Linked DNA regions of Homo sapiens: region 2 is linked to region 1. Evidence: chromatin contacts called from ENCODE Hi-C data. All regions are on one chromosome and are shown on one strand. Each heading gives the region's core, a stretch centred on a gene start or an enhancer-like site at or near the end of the contact. The rest is flanking DNA. Distances are from core to core; before and after follow the strand shown. Region 1 overlaps UNC13B (unc-13 homolog B). Region 2 holds the start of CIMIP2B (ciliary microtubule inner protein 2B).

What was found. A loop is a pair of places that touch in the nucleus more often than their neighbours do. Pooled maps may share reads with other maps.
Region 2: a pooled map shows a loop between it and region 1 (2.0-fold over the local background). The contact joins the promoter of CIMIP2B here to the enhancer-like site in region 1. A Hi-C loop is called at or near these places in 13 of 168 maps with a recorded cell type or tissue (IMR-90, K562, Panc1 and 8 more), 4 of 37 single-sample maps with no recorded cell type and 23 of 50 pooled maps.

Annotation. Positions count from the first base shown.
Region 1 is chr9:35,256,037-35,261,365 of GRCh38, forward strand. UNC13B (unc-13 homolog B) reads left to right here. Exons shown (of 40, transcript NM_001371189.2): 7 at 2,957-3,014. Among named protein-coding and RNA genes, the nearest start is that of UNC13B, 97 kb to the left of the region's middle. Within about 2 kb of position 3,020, at least 3 of the 41 ENCODE cell types and tissues checked have a DNase peak (open chromatin) inside an H3K27ac peak, as active enhancers do; they include prostate gland, where a contact is called at or near this core.
Region 2 is chr9:35,561,571-35,566,899 of GRCh38, forward strand. CIMIP2B (ciliary microtubule inner protein 2B) reads right to left here and starts at 2,308. Exons shown (of 6, transcript NM_001164310.3): 1 at 2,197-2,308; 2 at 1,596-1,819; 3 at 1,305-1,510; 4 at 1,079-1,130; 5 at 810-1,004; 6 at 261-525. The coding sequence starts at 2,258. The coding sequence ends at 437. It overlaps RUSC2 (RUN and SH3 domain containing 2), which reads left to right. Exons shown (of 12, transcript NM_014806.5): 12 at 1-325.

The DNA of each region.
Region 1 (5,329 bases), core at 1,770-4,269:
GTCATACTTTCCTTAGTTATGATTTTTGCAAAGGCAGTTTTGTTAGTGTGATACATTTGTTACAGTTAATGAACTAATATTGGTACATTATTATTAACTAAAGAGTATTTTTTATTTATTTTATTAACTAAAAAATAAAGCTAAAATTCCATAGTTTATTCAGATTTCCTCAGTTTTTACCTTGAGTCTTTTTTGTTATTTCAGGATCTCATCCAGGATATTGCATTACACTTAGTTGTCATGTCTCCTTAGGCTTCTCTTGGTTGTAGTATTTTCTCAGACTTTTCTTGTTTCTCATGACCTTTTATTTAAAACATTCAATGCCTAAGACATCTAGTATAATTTTTAACATTGTAAGAGTGGAGAGCCTTGTCTGTCTTCTGACTGTAAGGGGACTGCTTTATAAGTTTTAAAGTATGCTGTTTGCCATGGATTTTGGTAGATACTCTTTATCAGATTAAGGAAATTCTATTTTCTTTCTTATTTTTTAAGCATTTTTGTCATGAAAAAGTATGGGGTTTTATCACATCTTTTTCTGCATCTGTTTGATCACATAGTTTTTCTCTTTTGATCTGTTTAATATGGTGAATTATATGAGTAGATTTTCAGATATTGAACTGGCCTAGCATTTAATACCCACCTGGACAGGCTATATGTACATTTATATGCTAACACACATATGTGTGCACACATATACATACATATTCACATATGAATATTACACACACTTATTTAATATGATAGATTTGGCCTAGTAATCTATTAATTAGGATTTTTGTCTCTATATTCATAAATGAAATTGGCCTGTAATTTTCCTTTCTTCTACTATCCCTGTCTGTTTTTTGTAGACAGATTTTGTAGCTTTTTTCTTAGCTGTCTTAACATTATTAATTATACTCTAGTTGGACTTAAGCTTTCTGTTTTGGGCCTGGGAGAGATTCATTAAATATAGCTTCTGAAAATATCTACTCTGATCTCTTAGGTCTGCATTCTTCTTAATACTTAAAATTTTGGGATTCCTCATGGTTATGTCTATGTACTGTCTACAAAAATCATAATTATTTGTAGTGGCTATTATTTATAACCAAGTCCTTTTGTTACTTTGGAGTGGATCTTTGACCTTCAAGATGTTTTGAACCTGGCTGGGTGCAGTGGCTCACACCTGTAATCCCAGCACTTTGGGAGGCTGAGGCGGGTGGATCACCTGAGGTCAGGAGTTCAAAACCAGCCTGGCCAACGTGGTGAAACCCCCATTTTTTATATTTATAAAAAATATAAATATTTATAAAAATATTTATATAAATATTTATAAAAATATTTATATAAATATTTATAAAATATTTATATAAATATTTATAAAAATATTTATATAAATATTTATAAAAAATATAAATATTAGCCATGTTTGGTGGCTCACGCCTGTAATCCCAGCTACTCGGGAGGCTGAAGCACAAGAATTGTTTGAACCCAGGAGGCGAAGGTTGCAGTGAGCCGAAATAGCTCCACTGCACTCCAGCCTGGGAGAAAGAGTGAGAATCTGTATCAAAAAAAAAAAAAAAAAAAAAAAAAAAAAAGATGTTTTGAACATTTTTGTGATTGGCAATTTTGCTAGTGCTATCATATTGTTTACATTGTACTTGACTTTTCTTATTCTCCATGGAAATTAGTAATAACAGTATCTACCTCTGACATTTGTACCATATTCTATTGCTTATAAAGTATATTTTATATACAAAAAGTGTTTTGTATTTTGGATCCCAACCATTTGAAATGCTCTTCACCACTGATACTCATAAGAGTGTTACGTACAACACCATCAACTTTTGTCTGGATTATTGCAATAATTATTTACCCTCATGTTCCCTACAGTTCATCTCATACAGCAGCCAGATTGATCTTTTAAAAGTATAATCAAATCATAATTCTCTCATGCTTAAAACCCTAAAGGGCTTCTAAGTACACTAGAAAAGTTCGAATTCTTACCATGATTTACAAATTCTGTTTTGCCAGTGCCTAGAACAAGGCCTTGCACGTAGTGGATACTCAATCAATATTTGTTGAGTTAATAAGTAACTCATTCATTGGCAGTTTTAGAGAAGCATTGACTTGCCTCAGATCTCATAGCTTATGAATAAGTGACCACGTCAGGATGAGAACTCCAAATCTCATGTTTGCAAGTTGCCTGGCTGAGTTACATTTTTCTAATTATCCAATGGACCCTGAACCAGACTATTCTCACTGTCTTCCAGACTCTGTGTACCCCTGTTAATTTGTTTGTGCCTTTCTCTTTCTGTTTTGCCTTCTAAATCGGGCCCATCCTCAAGATTTGGACATAATTCTTTTCCTTTTATGGAACATTGTCTTATGTCTTCAGTACCGTGTACTTGTTTTTGTGGTGGTTGTGGTGGGTGGGATGGCGGAGGTTACAGTGCTAGTGGGAGAGGAACTCTTATAAATACCAGATATTGCACCACATGCTTAGGTAAGCAGTTCCACTTATTTCCCATGTGACCTTATGAGCAAAGAAGCACTATTACTTAAAAATGAGAAAACAGCCCCAGACAGGTTTTCACTTGCATCACCTGAATGGGGAAATCTTCTATACATTAGCCCCAGGAAAACTCAGAGGGCTGTGAAATATTCTAAGGATTCTAAGGCCAAACCTTCTCCAGCTGCCTGGCAGAGCTAGGTGGGTGCCCAGGTGCCCTTGGTCAGGACAGTTCTTCATTATCCTGCTTTATTTAGCCTGTCTCACTTGGCCAGGGCCATAACCAATAGTCTGGCCTATATGTCAACATCACACAGAGAAAATAGGAGCAGGATGTTCTGTTTCTGTTCAATAAAAATTTTGTTTCCAAACACTAAACCTTTTTATAGGTAGTTGTGATTTTTTTCCCTGTCTTTACTTGGGCTTCTGATTGTATTTATTTATTTATTTTCTCCTTTCTGCTTCTAGTATTCTAGTCAAGAAGAAAGCCAGAGGAAGCCATTGCCCACTGCTGCCGCCCAGTGTTGTAAGTGAGAAACTTGTCTATGAATCTCTTTTAATTGTAGCTTTCTGTCGCTTCTCTGAACATGGGTTATTCTGAGCTGGGGAGGGTGGAGATGTCATGTGTGTAAGCAGAAGATATTCCTGAAGCACATCTGTTCAGGCGCCTTTCTCTGATGGCTGTCTATCTATTAGCTTTAGGGAGACGTTTTTCGGTTTTGTATGGGGGGAGTAGGGCTCATCTTTTTTTCTACATTTGTTAGCTTCTACCCCTGGAGGAATGATTTAACCCCCTCTATCCCTGTTTACCTGTTATTATTCTTTAAGGCTCAGTTTAAATATCATCACTTCTGGGTAATCTTTGTGCTGTTTTCTCCTTCTCCCAAGTCTAACTTAGGTCTCTCCTGTGTGCTTCCATTTTACTGTGTGCACATCCATCATATGACATATATATATTTCTTTGACATGAACACAAAGTTTTAAAAGACATAGACATTGTTCCATTTTATATTCTTTGCATTTGGCTCAACACCTATGCATAGTATACCTCAATAAAATTTGATAAATGATTGACTTATTTCTCCTGAGATTGATTTGTCAAGATCACACAGATTAATTATTGAAATGAGCCATACGTTTTTGGTATATTGTTACCCTCTCCCCAGTTTCCCTCAAAACAGCTTGAGACACTAAAGGACTGACTTAGAGTCTGATCTATTTCGCTTTTTCAACCTGTGATATGTGTGTGTGTGTGTGTGTGTAGGGGGATGCGGGGGGGGGGGATTTTGATACTTTTGTGTTGCTCTGTTTTTTCTGAATCTCATGCCAAACTCCATCAACTACAAGTTGAAGATGATGGTAATGATTGTAGCATTTGTTGTTGTAATATTAGTAATAATAAGAACTGTAGGCTGGGCATGGTTCCCAGCACTTTGGAAGGCTGAGGCAGGAGGATTTCTTGAGCCCAGGAGTCTGAGACCAGTTTGGGCAACAAACAGATACCTCATTTCTACAAAAAAAAAAAAAAAAAAAAAAAAAACCAAGTGTGATGGCATGTGCCTGTAGTCCCAGATACTTGGGAGGCTGAGGTGGGAGGATGGCTTGAGCCTGGGAAATCGAGGCTGTAGTGAGCTATGATTGTGCCACTGCACTGCAGCCTGGGCAACAGAGCAAGACCCTGTTTCAAAACAAACAAACAAACAAACAAACAAACCATAGCAGCTAACACTATTGAGGTCTTACAGTATGCCAGATGCCATTCTGAGACTTTAAGTATTCTAATTTATTTAAACTTCACAACAACCCTAAGACAGATTTTACTGTTGTTCCCATTTTTGAGAGCAGGAAACTGAAGCATAAATAGATTGAGTAATTCGCCACAAATCACATAGCTAGTAACTGGTGAAGTAAATATTCAAACACAGAAAATCTGACTTAGTAGCTCCTACCTCTGTGTGAACCACTGTGTTATATTGATTCCTTCATATTGTTTCTGAAAAGGAAAACCTTTGTCCATGGTTTGTGAATCTGTTGGTTGCCTTCAATTTGGTACATTCTATAGGCCCACTTTCCTGATAAAAGTAAAGGCCAATGGTAGAGGTGAACTTTTTTTTCTTTATTTAAAGAAAACCTATTTTTCATATGATTTATTACTAACTTTTGTTTTTTGCTGTTTAGGACCGAACATTTAAGGTCATAGGAGGTCAGAAGAATCTGAATCCAAAACCAGGTTTTCAGGTTTACAGGTCCTTTTCAAAACTCATTGTAATGAGTTCATTGTGATTGATTTAATCTTTTAAACCTTTTTCCACGACTGCTAATGAGAAGCAAAATGTAAAGATTGAGATTTTACTTCCTACTCCTTCCTGGTCTCATTGATGAAATATAATTGAAGCGATTAAAGCGCAAATGCCAAGAGGGCAGGAGGAAATAAAAAACCTTAAATAATCAAGCAACTTTATTCCCATACATTTTTCATATGTTTACAGGCTATTTTATTTTTCTGTGAATAAGCCATTCTTGTCTTTTGCCTGCTCCCTCGTATATTTTTATTTTGAGAAATGTTAAACCTATAGAAAAGTTGAAAGAACAGTACCAAGAGTGCTCATTACCCTTTACTAGGTTCAGTGACAAGCATTTTGCCAGATTTGCTCTTTCCCTCATCCCCCTCTTATTTTTCTCTCATGTTTCTTTATCTCTGTCTCCATACATACATACACAAAAATACAAGTATTTTCTGAATCATTTGAATATAAGCTGCACATGCTATAACACATCAGCGTGTTTCTGCTAAGAGCTAGGAAAGTCAACATAACTGAAATACCATGATCACAATCAAGA
Region 2 (5,329 bases), core at 1,058-3,557, 300 kb after region 1:
AGACCTCCACCCAGGAGAGGGATGGGACACAGCACTGGGCTGCCAGGATTCCCCTGGCCCGTCTGGGCCAACCCTTCCATGGGTGAAGACAAGCAAGTCCCCCTGGAGGCGGGTGGCCCAGAAAGCCATCTACAGGGTTCCCTAGGCCAGGTGGAGATGAGGATGGGTAACAGTATTGGGGCCAGATCCCTAAGCCCCCCAGCTGTAAATAGGCTGTGGCCAGTGCCTGGTCATCAGAAGAGGGAGGAGGAGCCCAGGCGTCTGTTTATGTATTTATTTATTTATTTATTATACCTATTAATAAAAAAGGTGCTCAGCCTCCAAACCATTTTCTCTTTGTGTTCCCCCACCCTCCCACCCTCCCACCCACCTCTCTCCCTTCCAAAAGGATGGCTGGGATAGGATGAAAAGGGAAGGGAACTTGATGTCCAGTGGCCTAAGCCAAGAGCTGCTTCTGGAAGGTGCTGAGGCCCAGAGCATCATGGGTGAGATGGCCAAATGTGTGGCCAAACTGGAACTTATACCCTGTGTGGCCAAGAGAGTCTGTCACATGTAGCAAGTGGCATGGCAAAGCCATTTAATTCTCAGCCAGTTGGCTAGACCTCCAAACAGCCCTCTAAAATCTGGCCCTAATTCCCCACTGTGGGTAGCTACCTCGGTTTCCTTTTCTGCCTGATAATAAAGCTGAACCACATGATCTGAGCCCTCCCATATCTATTAGTTTCAACCCCCACAAACCACCCAACCCACCCCATACCCATACAAACAAACATTCCAGTCCCCAAAGCCTCCCCGGGGGCTCTTCTCACCTGGCACGTAGCCCCCATAGTTAGGTAAAAGACCCAGGTTCTGAGGGTATGTTCTGGGAAGTGGGGGGAGATGTTTGGGGTCCTGGGCACTGCCTGGTGAGTGCTTCTGCCCAAATTCCTGCAGTGCCTGGTTGGTGAGCACAGGAAAGCTGGAGCCGAAGAGGAAGCGGGCGCAGGGCACATAGCCAGTGAAGCCTGAGGATGGGGACACTGAGCCAAGGCATCCTGGGGCCTCCCCACGCCTCTGATCCTGACCCCCCAGCTCTCACCTGACATGAAGAACTTCCGAGGGTCCCTGTCATCCATGGAGTAGGGAGAAGCCTGTGAGAGAAGCCCCTGTGCTGTCACACAATCTCCCAAGGAGGTGGAGCTGACAATCAAGTGCACATCCCCTGAACCCACAGCCACACTACTCATGCTGCCCCCACTGCCCGGACACACAGTAAGACCCCCACTCCCACACCTCTGCACTCCCCACCAGCTTCTTGGTCTCACTTGTTCCACCACCTCCAGTGTCGGCTCCTCCAGCTGCCCCTCCGGCTCTGGCACCTGGTCCTTCTCTGTGTCCTTTCTTCCCTTGGCCTCCTTTGGTAGCTCTTCACTCCCTTGCTTTTCATGCAAGTGAGTAAAGTCACTCAGAGCCTCGGCCCAGACCTGGCTGCAGTTCTTGGCAAAGATGAACTGTGCCCGGGGTACAAAACCTGGGCAGGCAGGGACAAGGAAGACTCGTTAGTGTTTGGAACACATGCTCCTGGGAGGGGCACCTGTGCATACCTGCGTACAAACCTGTGTACCCAGGGATCATGCTGGAGCTGAGCCTTTCTTGCCCACGCCTGACAGGTAGACTCTCCCTGGGAACCTCAGGAGATCTTGGAGGCCGAATGGGAGGCAGAAGTGTGCGGTGGACAGGGGGCCAGGCTAGGCCAGGAGGGCCTCGAAGTAGCTGACCAGTCACCTGCCCATAGGTCTGGCCCACGCTGAACCGAAGTAGTGGGCAGTGTCCAGTGTACCTGCAGCACAGACTCTCCCACTCACCAGAATCGCCCTGCCCCGCCATCCCCAGAGGCAGAAGCGGAGACCTCTGAAGCCCTGATCTTTCTGGACTCAGCAGTGTATATATTTGGAGCAGGCATTTCTAAGTTCTCTGCCTGGGCTTTCGATCCTTCCTCTGCTGTTACCCTGTTCCCATGGAGAGAACAACACAAAGCTTTGGGGCAGACCCGGTGTCTCACTAGTCCCTTGCTTCTCCTTTTCCATCCACCACCATAGAGACCTCAGCCTCCCAAACCAACCTGTCCGCTTGGCCCCATGCTCTAAGCAGCTTAATTCCTCCACCCTATACCCCTACTCCCAGCAGCAAGCGGGGAGCGCTAAGTGGGAGTCTTACCCTGGGATATAATGAGGGTTCTGAGGGTTGAGCCCTGGTATGAAGGTGCTGGCCACAGCCATGGGGAGCCGGGCATTTCCTTTTGTTTGCCTTTGAGCCAAGGCTCTGGTCTGTGTGTACCGTGTCCAGGGCTGTGGGGCTAGAGGAAGGAGGCGGGGCTAAGGGAGGAGAGAAGGGAGGGGGCACTCGTGTGAGGACAGCCAGGGCGAAGGCCGGCAGAACTGTAGAGCAGAGGCTAGCAGGTCTGTCTGTCCAGGACAAAGGTGGTCCTGCTCGTGGGGCAGGGCCCGAACCGAAGGAAGCCCTGAGGTGGGACGTGGGAGGTGGGACGTGGGAGGTGAGGGAGCAGAAACCATTCGGGCCACTGAGCTCTGTCTCAGCGACTTCCTTCCTGAGCGCCTGCCTGAGAGGTGGACACTGTGTTCCTCATGAGTCTTCATCAAAGGAGATGGGGGACCTGGAGAAAGGATCTTTGAGGGAAGCCAGGGCCCAGAGGGGAGGTGAAAGAGGACAGGTGATGGGGGAAAAAAAGGAACCTAGACACCTCTAGGGAGTAACATCGTTTATTTTCAATAATTTAACAAGAGTGGCTTACTGAATACCTGCTATAATCAGAGTCATCCATTCAACAAATGAGCCAGGCTCTGCCAGGCTCCGGCCACAGTGGCCGAGTGTGCACTCCATGGGAGCCAGAAAAGCTGTGGGGGTTGAGGGAAGGAAACAGGATAAAGTTGTTGTAGGTGTGGGCGGTAACACTAGGGAGCAAGTTAGAATTTGTTAAAAAAATAAAATAAAATAAAAAATTCGGATTCTAAGAGAAGAAAAAGCACAGACCAGGAAGATGAGATCTCAGAGGACGGGGAAACATGTTTAAAACCCAACTCTGGGCCGGGTGCAGCCACGCTCACATCAACGTACTGAGGAGGCTGAGGTGGGAGGATCACTTGGGTCCGGGAGTTTCAGTCCAAACTGGGCAACACAGCCAGACCCCACCTCAAAAAACAAAACAAAACAAAAAGTTCTGGGGCTGGGTCAGGGCCAGGCTGAGGGCTCAGGGCCCACGTTTCTGAGGCAGAGCTCTGCTCTTCTCCCCACCTCCAGTGACCATGCCTGCGCTGACCAAGGACGGCACTGACATCCCAGGGGAATTACATAAGAGCACTGGGCTCCAAGGCACACATTTCATGTTCCTCACTGTTCTGCCAAGGACAGCCTTAGAATGTGTCATTTAGAGTTGTGGGGACTTACCTCACAGCTGAGGAAATATGTTAGAGTGAGGATGGGAGCCGAGGGGCAAGCCCAGAATAGCAGCAGTGTGTCAAGCTTAACAACCAGACTTGGGATTCTGTGACAGACACTATCACAGCTTATACCTATTCCTGACCCCCATCTCCTTTCTTCCGAGGAGCCAGAAACTGCATCAGGGAGGCTTGGAGAGCCAGCCTGGAGGAATGAGCTGGATTAGTCTAAGCGTGGTCCCATGCTCCTTCCCCATGACCGCTTAGGCACGGGCTTCCAGCATTCTGGATAATATGAGGGGAAATCTGCTGGGGCAGGGGAGGGTCCTGGGAAAAGTTTCTTTGCTCTTAAAGAAAAGATTCACATCAAATTAGAGCAAGTGAGAGAGACAGAGATGCGCAAGACGAAACGATGTCCATTCCTGCCCCTAGACTTTTGGGGGATGTGAGGCTGGAATGCTGGCAGGCATGTGGAAGCCTTGTGGAAAGCTAACCTGAAGACAAGTCCTGGACACATCAAGGATGGATGGTAGAGGAGAAAGGCCAGGGTCCTGAGGGTAATGTAGAGCCATGGAATTAATCAGCCTTTTTATGTCAAATAGTAAATTTCATTATTAAGGCCACTTTAAGTTTTCTTTCACTTACAGCCAAAGGCATCATAACTTTAAAAAACAAAACAGCCAGGCACGGTGGCTCACACCCTTAATCCCAGCACTTTGGGAGGCCGAGGCAGGAGGATCACAAGGTCATGAGTTCGAGACCAGCCTGGCCAACATAGTGAAATCCTGTCTCTACTAAAAATACAAAAATTAGCCAAGCGTGGTGGTGGGCACCTGTAGTCCCAGCTACTCAGGAGGTTGAGGCAGGAGAATCACATGAACCCAGGAGGTGGAGCTTGCAGTGAGCTGAGATCGCACATTGCACTCCAGCTTGGGCAACAGAGTGAGACTCCGTCTCAAAAACAAAACAAAACAAAAAAACACCACTAGATCAAATCCTAGCTTCACCAGAGATATAGACTTTGTCCAAATTCATCTCATTGAGCCTCAGTTTTCTCATCTGTAAAATGGAAAAACTAATGTTACCATCTCATAGAGTAGGATATCAGCTAGCTGAGATGATACACAATGAGCAATGACCCCAGCGTCTAGCTTACGGTAAGTGCTAACTAAACAGCAATTCACGGCTAGCATTTGGCAGGAATGGGAGGAAGGAAAGGAGCTGGGAGCAGTCACAGATGTTAGAGGTTCAGGGGAAAGGTTCATGAAATTGAAAAAGGGAAAGGTTTGAATGGAAGTTGGGGTATAAATTAGGATGTAGGGACTAGAACACATTCTGCAGAAAAGACCATGGCAGTTAGAATCCGGGTATGCGTTAAAACACAAGTTAGGAAACAGATTAGGATTAGTCTTAGGTTTATGGCTTATGAAGAAACAGCTCTATCCAATTGGTAGAATGGCCTGTTACTATGATTGTTTCCATCTGAATAAAGAATATTTCTAGATCCCTGAAGGGTGTTCTAATCTGAGAAAGGAGTGACGGGGCCAGCTGAGGCACCACAGGAATGCTTGCTGCCTCTGTGCCTCCTTCCAGGGACAGACATCACAGAAACATGACCACAACTTGCTCTGATGGGAGCTGCCACACCCAGTGGCCAGTGTTGGATGTGGCAGTGGAGAGAAAATGTTTAACTGGAGACAGCGCCCCACTCAGTCCACACAGCCTGCTGGGTCCCCACAATGGCAGCCTATAGCCTTCTGTTCTGCCTTTGATTCTGACCAGGAACTGCTATAAAATTTCATACAGATCCCAAATCAATCATTTGATTGTATGTCAACCCTAGGCAAGCATAAATCCCCTCTGCAAGGATGAATAAAAGAAAATCACAGGACCTT